Linked DNA regions of Mus musculus: region 2 is linked to region 1. The links are chromatin contacts, found by Hi-C or POLR2A ChIA-PET in ENCODE. All regions are on one chromosome and are shown on one strand. The core of a region is the stretch at or near the end of the contact, and the rest is flanking DNA. Distances in the headings are between cores, read along the strand shown.

What was found. Hi-C counts contacts between places; a loop is a spot of excess contacts on that map. ChIA-PET counts read pairs that join two places held with the same protein, here RNA polymerase II (POLR2A).
Region 2: a map of left cerebral cortex shows a loop between it and region 1 (8-fold over the local background). The contact joins the promoter of Twsg1 here to the enhancer-like site in region 1. A Hi-C loop is called at or near these places in 4 of 37 maps with a recorded cell type or tissue (gastrocnemius, heart and left cerebral cortex). POLR2A ChIA-PET finds 5 or more read pairs at or near these places in 2 of 5 experiments (Patski and embryonic stem cell).

The regions. Positions count from the first base shown.
Region 1 is chr17:65,904,988-65,909,707 of GRCm38, forward strand. No RefSeq gene overlaps it. Among named protein-coding and RNA genes, the nearest start is that of Gm35550, 5.7 kb to the right of the region's middle. Within about 2 kb of position 2,029, at least 1 of the 3 ENCODE cell types and tissues checked has a DNase peak (open chromatin) inside an H3K27ac peak, as active enhancers do; it is heart, where a contact is called at or near this core.
Region 2 is chr17:65,949,300-65,954,019 of GRCm38, forward strand. It overlaps Twsg1 (twisted gastrulation BMP signaling modulator 1), which reads right to left and starts at 1,888. Exons shown (of 5, transcript NM_023053.3): 1 at 1,768-1,888.

The sequences.
Region 1 (4,720 bases), core at 779-3,278:
AGACCAGGCTGGCCTCGAACTCAGAAATCTGCCTGCCTCTGCCTCCCGAGTGCTGGGATTACACCACGTCAGCGAGCAGCACACTTGAAATGATACTTCCTGCCCCTTCCATGCAAATCAATCCCTACGGATTTGGTCCCAGAAATTTCTTTCTTGGCACCACATAGAAAAGAGCTGAGCTGGATGGAGTGGACATTCTATACATTTTAAGTTTTTCTTTAAGTCCATATAAGTAAAAGACATAAAGGGGAGCGGAAGAGATCTGGTGGATTCACTGACTGGGGGCGGGGCATCGGGCCTTACACTCTAGCTCCCGCTGGCCTCTGTAGCCCAGATTGGCCCGGAATCCCTGGCAATACTCCCATGACTGGAAATCCCCGGGTGTATTGGGATTGCAGGAGGAGCTGCCATGCCCAGCAGAGGAACGGGACTTAACATGATTTCAAACGCCTTTGAAGGTTTGATGGGCATGCGCCATGTGAGCTTAAACTGCCGCGCAAGCCTTTTCAACGGGATGGAATCCGGGGCTTTCCCACGGCATCTCACACTATCCTTTCACGGAGATTAGAGGTTGCTCCCTGGGGCAGGAAAGGGGCTTCCAGAGGCAGATACTCACAAGTCACTGCTGCCTTCTAGTCTCCTCTGGCTGTCTGCTTGGTCCCTGGACCTGTCCCTAAACCAACCAGTTACACAGCCTTCTAATTGTGGAGATACGGCGTGCATCTGGAAGATCAAACCAGATCTACATGTACACGAATGGAAAACGGTAACATCAAGGAAAACTGCACGTCACAGTGAAATAGATTCAGTGTACTTTCCATTTTGAGGGAGGGGATGAGACGGGATCTTGCTCCAAAGACCCTGGCTGGTCTCCAATAGACAGTCTCTCCCCAGCAGTTGAAGCTCAGGCCATATGGGTGTGCACCACCACTGATACATTTATGTCTTGTAAGATTGTACTTGTGTGTACATCGCTTAAAAGTGAATAACTAGACTCTCATCTTTAGAATACACAAAATGAGCCCTCCACACATACATTGTGCATGTGTGGTTTTGGCTGGGGAGCAAACCCAAGGCCTCACTCATGTCTGTTTGGCAACTGTCTAATCAGCCTCCCTTTTGTAATTTGAAAGAAATCTCTCTGGGATTTCAGGGGCAGGTTCTGATGCCCAAGAGTGAGTCTTCAAAGGGCTCTCACCTCCCTCTGCCTGAGCGAGGCTGGGTGGAGCTCGGGCATGTCTCCCCTGTGCCCTTTCTTTCCTGGAGTGTAGACTGAGGAGGCAGGTCCCGCCTTTCTTACTTCTGTCATCCCTTCTATTCCCTGGCCTCCCAAGGTAGCCCCGGGTGGAAAAAGGCAATAGAGTACTTTAAGGAGAGAGACTCAAGTAAACTGAAAGCCCAGATCATCTAAACTTCAAAAGATGGATCCTAAAGCCAGAGACTGTTTCTTGGGAGAGAGCCCTCAGTGGGTGCCTGATCTTCGTTAGGTTCAGGCGAGCCTTTCAGTGGCTACTCCTTGTCAGCCTGTCTCCCCTAGCACTTCCTGCTACCTCACAGAGCGGAGCAAGCATTTCCCTCTCTCCCGGGAGAGCTCACAGGACCCGACTGCTCTGTGAAGTTACGATTCCTTTCCATTATAGGAAAAGCATTAAAAATCTGCGGTCTTGAGCACCCAGGAAGTAAAGGAAGCAGTCTCGGGACTGAGCAGAACACAGCAGGGTACAGGTTTTATGAACCCTCCCGGGGGGGGGGGGGGGGAGGGGGGGAGGGAGGGGAGCCCAGAGCCGGTCTTGCAGTTTCTTGTATATGTACAAGAAGTATTAATTCATTTCCCCCTCTTTACACAATATAAAATAGAGGCTATTATAGTTAGCTCTGGAATGTTCCTCAAAGGCAGGGATGTCGAAGGCTTAGTGTCTGGCCTGTGGCTTTGTAGGGAGGGCGTAGAACTATTTGGAAGAGGGGCCTGGCCAGGGGAGCTTAGGTCATGGGCTGTGCCCTTGCAACTCTGGAATTCTGGTCCCTTCCACTCTTACTTCCTGGACACTGAGTGACAGGACCCCTAGCCACGAACTCCCGCCCTGGTACACTACTGGCAGCGTGGTGTGCGGTGTGATAGGGCTAAGCAGCCTGGAGGAGGCCTCTCAGACTGCCCCCCAATAAACATCATCTTCTCTAACGTTGATTGAAGGGGGGGGGTGTCTTTTGTCACGTGACAGGAAGCTGACTGACACAGACTCTCAGTCGGCTACAAGCTCCAGACATATGCATGAAGTTATTGTGTACTCCCTCCTCCTCTCCTCTATCTCCCCCCCACCCTCCCGTTCTGGGCACAGGGATAGACTCTGAAGGCTTGAGAGCTGCCAGGAACCAGGAATGCTTCAAACTTGAGCCGTTTCTGCCCCGCTAGAGCTACGCTGGCTTCTAACCACTTCAAACACACAGTGGAGTGCCCAAAGCAATGTAACCTTGCTGGCTGTAGAAGTCTGCAAAACCAGAGAAAAACTGGAGTCAGCTGGCCTCAGAGATGGAGGATCACACAAGAGGACACTCTACAACCTAAGTCTACTTTCTATAAGGTAGAATTATATTTAGATTAAAAAGAAAAAAAAACTTATAAGAGCTGGAGAGAGGGCTCAGTAGTTAAGAGCACTGGTTGTTCTTCCAGAGGACCCAGGTTTGATCCCATGACCTCCGTGGCAGCTCACAACCCTTTGTAATTCAAGTTCTAAGGGGTCCTGTGCCCTTTCCTGGCCTCTTTGGGTACCAGGCATACACATGGTATGCAGATAAACACATAGGCAAAACACCCACCCAGATAAAATAATTTTTAAAAATTCAAAGTAGCAATCAGCCAGGCATGATGGTTAGTCTGAGCACCCATGAGGCAGATGAAATGATCTCTGAGCCCAGCCAAGGCTGCACCCTAACTCAGAACAAACCAATATAATCCTATAACACAAAAGCACCTCCAATAGTGAGACTGGAGTACTAAGGGACAATCAATTTTTTTATACTTAAAGATTGTCATAATATTTTGGGAGACATTAGACTAGAGAGTTCTGTATTCCTATGTAGGTAAACCAAAACTCAACTCAATGTTAATGGTTGTCTTCTAGGCTACTGTATAACCCTTAACTAATGCCTAACTGAAGACCCAGGCTTAACCTTTTGGATTAATCTAATTAATTAACCACTAATTAACCTCTACCTAGAGAGTTTCCAGGAAAGATTCACCGAGTCACTGCTTTAAAAAGCTAAATTGTTTCCAACAACTAGTTAGATGTCTACCTTGGTTACTTTGCTGTTGCTATGGTAACATACTCTGCCAAGAACAACAGTTTATGTGGTGGATGAAGTCAAGACTGCAGGGTCTTGGAGCAGCTAGTCACATTGTGTTCACAGTCAGTAAATGGAATGATGGACCACTAGTATCAAACTTAATTTCCCCCTTGCATTCAATCCAGGATCCTGGCTTAGGGAATGGTTCCACCCACAATGGACAAGTCTTCCCACCTTGATTTACTCAACTGTATGTGAGATATGTGCAGCAAAGAAACTGCCTAAATGACTATTCTGTTAGAGAGGGAAGGCTTTTATTGTGGGCAGGACAGAGAATATTTGGAGGCATCTGGAAGAGTCCAGAGCAGAGAGAGAGCAAAAACAGGTTGGATATGGCTAGATCTACCTGCAAGAGAAGCAAAAAAGTAGGAGAGAATAGTAGAGAGAGAGAGAGAGAGAGAGAGAGAACAGCAAGAGAGAGCAGGAGAAAAAAGAACTGGGAAATTAGAGAACATGAGTGGAGAGAGGGAAAATAGTAAGAATAGCAAGATTTAGTGACTGGGCGGGGGACCTTGAATTATACAGAGAGGATATTATATAGGGAAGAGGGAAGGTGGGGAGGTAAGAAGGACCAGCATGCAAGTGGGGTGCTTTGGGATGTAGCAGCTGAAAAAGCCCGTAGACCAGCATGGGATTGATGTACAGCCATATCCCTTCTGCCAGAGCAAGGGAAGTGACTCCTTTTGAGGGAAGGGAGTCTATTTCTCAAGATCCCGAGGAGTGCTGGATTTTAATCTAACTGCCAGAAATCTATAGTTCAGCTTGAGCTCACTTCTAGACATCTAGATATCTGGACTGCCTGAGAGCAAACATTCCAGCCATTTGTTGACGACAAGGCATGTTGTAGTCGCTTCGTCAAAGCTGGGCCATCATGGGCCTAGGGGCGGGAATGTCCGTCAAAGGCCGGGAGGGAAATGTCAGAGATCTGGGAAATTCCATCAGAAACGTCTAGTTCACTGACCAAACCTAACCAGACAGGGAACAATCGCATTGGCTGGGTTGGTTAGGACCAGCTTTCAGTAAACCCAAAGCTCATCGGTTTTATAGGACCACAAGAGCTATTGAGGTACAGGCCATGTTGGAGCAGTTTGCTCCAAAGTGCTCCAGTTGATTCCTGGATGGTGTCTGTTGGCTGAGAACCTGCTGTGGCAGCCATAGACTGGGACGGAAGGCATTTATATGATCACTGTCTACAATCTGCACTGAAATCCTCCTGTAGAAACCTACAGAGACTTTAAACTCTTTCTTTTCATCTGGAAATATGCAATCATTTACCATGAGCCATATGTTTGGTTACTGAGAGGGTCACTGAAAAACAATTTTTATTTTAATTTTTTTTGTTTGTTTTGTTTTTTCAAGACAGGGTTTCTCTGTATAG
Region 2 (4,720 bases), core at 638-3,137, 44 kb after region 1:
AGATGGTTTTAGTGGTTAGGAGTATGTTACTGCAGTTTCAGAAGACTTGAGTTTGGTTCCCAGCACCTATCTGGGACAGCTCGAAATCACCTGTAACTTTAGCTTCGGGGGGAGGGGCGCTGAACCCTATGACTTCCTGGGGCACCTGAACACGGAACACACGCTCACACACACATAATTAAAAACAATAAAAATACATCTTTAAAGCTATTACTTCTGCGTTACGTTAAAGCACCCTGTAGGTGCTCACACGTGCAGCTGGAGATGAAATCCAGGGCCTCGCGTGTGTGAGGCAAGGTTTCTACCATGAACTACACCTTCAGCTCCAATGTTCAAAATCTGAGCATCAAAGCAAAACTGTGAAGGAAAATTATTCTGGTGATTATCTCACTTTGTTGGTAAAGGACTTGGGGGAGAGGCGCAGGAACCACAACCATTCTTAACTGCATTAAGAATTGTAGGTAAATGGGAAGATATTCTGTTAGTACGGTAGATTCTTCTGTTCTTAAGAAGTATCACAGTACAGAAAGAAAACAGAGGGGCACCAGCACAAATTCTCACAGGGGTTATAAGTGGGGGCTGGCAAGATAGCTAGGTGGCTAACAACACTTGCCTGACATGCCTGAAAGCCTAAGTTCTACTTGGGAGGCAGAGGTTGGCGGATTTCTGAGTTCGAGGCCAGCCTGGTCTACAGAGTGAGTTCCAGGACATCCAGGGCTACACAGAGAAACCCTGCCTCGAAAAACCAGGAAAAAAAAAAAAAAAAAAAAGGAAGAGAATTGCCTCCCTCCAAAGTTGTCCTTTGGCATACACACCATGGCGCAGGTGCACAGGTATGCTTGTGTGCGCATAAACACGCTCGCGCACCCACTAAAATTTTAAAGATATAATTTCTTAAGGCTAAAACACAAATTCCCAACAAAATCAATTAAATAATAGCTGGGCCTGATGAGACACGCCTGTGATCCCAGCATTTGGCAAGCAAGGCAGGAGGATAATGAACTGCAGGCCAGCTTTACTTCCAAGTTAGATAAATTAACGATAAAAATAAGGGGCTAGAGAGATGGCTCAATGTCTTAAGAGCACTTGCTACTCTTGTAGAGGACCCGAGTTCGGTTCCCAGCACCCACACTGGCAGGGCACAAGGGTCAGCAAGCCCAGCTCTGGGGCATCCAATGCCCTCTTCTGGCCCCTATAGCAGTGCCAAGACGAAAAGTGTGCATACGCATACAGACGCATGCATTTTATTTTAAAGGAGTCAAAATAAATCCCCTCAAAACAATAAAATACAATTTTGATGTAGGGCCGGTTAGAAAGTGGACCCTGCTGGTTACAAAACTAGGAGATGGCGCTACACCACAGGCTCTGCATGGGGTATGACTCCGTTCTGAAACAGAAAGTCCAGAGCTCCTGCCCGCCGGCGGGGAACCGTTAGTAATCCCATTTTCTCGCCCGCTCCCTGCGGACCCAGCCGGCTCCCTGGGCATCCTGCCCACAGCCGGTGCGGCCCCGTCGCCGCTGCCGGCCGCGGGGACCCACAGACACCCCCGGCTGCCCCGAGCGTCTTCCCGCCGTCCTCCGGGAATCCAGGTGACCGCGGGGGAGGAGCGCGACACCCCACACCAGCGCCCGGACCCGAGGTTCCGAAGGCGGTGGCACCGCGGCCCTTTGTCCCCGCCGTTCGGGCCTCTCGGCGCCCGCATCCCCGCCGAGCGCCGCGGCCTGGCTTCCTAGATGCCGCCCGCCCGCGCGCCCGAGCTCGCTCACCGTGGCCCCGGCCTCCTCCCGGCCGCCGAGCCTCCAAGCAGCTCCCGCGAACCCCGGCGCCGCGGACACACAGGCCCGCGCTGTCCCCGGCCGCTCCCAGGCCCGCGCCGGGCTGCAGGCCACGCCCCCTGGAGCCCGGGCTGGGCACGCCCTCGGCCACGCCCCCAGGTGTGTGCGCTCCGGCCTCTCGCGGAGCCGGGCCCCGCCCATCAGCCGTCTGGTCTGCTGCCACCTGTTGGGCGGCTTACCTCTGCTGCCAGCCGCTGTGCCCTGCGGTTCGGTTCAGCAGCTCTGCCACAAAGCTGATTTGTCCTCCTTACTGGATATAAGAATGAGGCACAGGGCAGATGAATAGAACAGGACTGATACTTGACGTGCGAGGCAAGGTTCATTTTAAATACGTGTTTAAGCACCTAGGGATCACTGGATACGGATCTGTCCCACACTTCAGTCACTAATTCATAAAAATGTTAAGCCTGGCACTGCCAAAAAGGAGAGAAGGCAGCAGTGAATCCTGCTCAGGAATGTCACTAGGTATGGGAGGGAGACCAACTGGAAGAAGCCTCAGTTGGAACGGAGGTCAGGTCAGTATTGGCTTGACCAGTCATTGAGTCTTGAACTTTAGGAAGATGGGGCTTATCCCACCAGTAGCCCACAAATAAAGTACATTTAGGTCTTTACCATAACCATTGCTTTTCCAGCAATATTCCACAGCCATTGAGTTGGAGCCCACATGGCCAGTTCACTTTGGGAGCAATGGCCTAGTGTCAAACCCTTTCTTAACCTAGGAAGTGTCTTAAACTCTCCTTGGTTTACTGGGAGGCAGCAGCCTAGAAAAAATTGGCTGAGATGGATAGTAATAAATTACTAGCTAATGTGGGTCATAGTGCTGGTATTAATACATTTTGTAAAGTAAGCATAGGTTTTCTTTAAAAATCGGGGGCTGAGTAGATGGATCAGTTAGTAAAAGACCAGGGTTCAGATTCATATGCCCATATGTTCATATGTCAGGCACAGGGGTTGATATATGAAACCCAGCCCTAGAAGGAGGTAGACATAGGAGGATTTCTGGGTTCACTAAAGCTCCAGGTGCCATGAGAAACCCTGTTTAGGAAAATCAAAAGTAAGAAAGCCACCCAAGGTGGTGGTTCAGCTCATAAGGACATCTGTCACCAAACCTGATGACCTTATATTTAGCTGCCACCAAGCCTTATAGTCAAGCCTCAAGATCCACAAGGTGGAAGTAGAGAGCCAATTCTTGCAAGTCATCTTCTGATCTCCACATGTGTGCCACAGAAGGAGTGCAAACACACACACACACACATGCAAGTACACACATACACACACACGCACATATATACACGTGTGTGCACACACATGTGCACAAGTGCACATACACACGCTTGGGTGCGCGTGCATATACATACATACATGTGTACACACTATTTTAAATATAGGATGACATAAGAGTATGTTATACACCAGCCATGCACATATGCACACACTAATAGGTGCATATACATCCCACACATTAAATGAAGCTCCCCTGAAAACTACCCTAAGAAAACAAGGGTCTACACCTATTAAATTTTACGGATCTTATTCTCAGCATTATTTATGAGTTACAGAGATTACGATCCACTACATCAGTGGGCTAGTCCAACCATTTAAAATGCTATTGTAGATCACTGACTCCCAAACCTCTTGTTCACAGGATTCTATACTGTTGAAAACATGGAGTGTTTCAAAGAGGTTATGTGTATCGTTTCAATATTTGAAATTAAATTTTTTTAGTTAAAATTGCTCATTATTTCATTAAACCCAGTACATAGTTACATAGATAACATTTATTTTAATAAGTGCATTTAAAAAAATAAAACTGTGATGGATTAAACACTATCCCCGTAGGCTTGTGTGTTTGAACATATCCCCAGTCAGTGGCACTGTTTGTAAAGACTGAGGGGTGGGAGATACTCCACTGGGGGCTGACTTTGAAGTTTGATAAACTGGACCCCGTTCTCTGTCTGCTTCCCATGTAGGGAACTATGTGATTTGTCAGCTTACCCACCCTGAAGGGACGCCAAGGGACTTGGGTTTCAGGAGCCCTGGATCAAACACTCCTCGTCATCCTGGAGCTCCATCCATGCTGGTGGCTCTGTAAGGAGCCCCTATTTGTGCCCAATACCCACCGCAGTGGGCTGGACCATGTGGCTTGTAAGGATGCTCAGCCACTGTTGATGCGAACTCTGTTTTGTTTCTCTCTCGTTTCCTCCCTGTCCTGTGAGGTCTCCTGAGTCTTTCTACTCCATGTTGGATCCTCAGAACAACAGGCTGGACGGACGGACGGACATACTGCGACAAAGGACTAATGCTGCGCCTAAACAAGGGAGATTTCTGTGACGCCAACAACGCCCTGCGTGATGGACCCTGAAATGATGGCCCAAGGTCACACGAATGAGAACACATCCAGATCAAAGAGAGCATCAGGACCCACCAGGGAAACTTGGGCTCTGCCTCTTTTCCCTGTACAACCCGGAGACTCTTGAGAACACTCTGAAACAGTGTTTAGATCATCAGGCCTCTGCATTTGCCAGTGTGATCATGCCCTTTATGATAATGATGATGATGATAATAATAAGTAATAGTAATAACAATGCTCTTTTCTTGACTTTACCACCAGCTTCTTTTTCGTTAGTTTTCTGGGATGGAGGTGGGGATGGGGCCCTGAGCCTAGTCCACAAGGACTCTTGGGAACTGGGGCTTTTGACCCAATTCTGATTGGTTCTAACCTCATTGCTAGCCATAGGAGGCCAGGTGAGGGGTCCCAGCATGAACAAAAACCCAGTGAAAATGGGAACACCTCTTTGCCAGCTTCTGGTTAAGACATTACAAACTCATTTTTTTTTCTTTCTTGAGTGGATCAAATCAGCTGAGTTTACAGATTTTGAGTCAG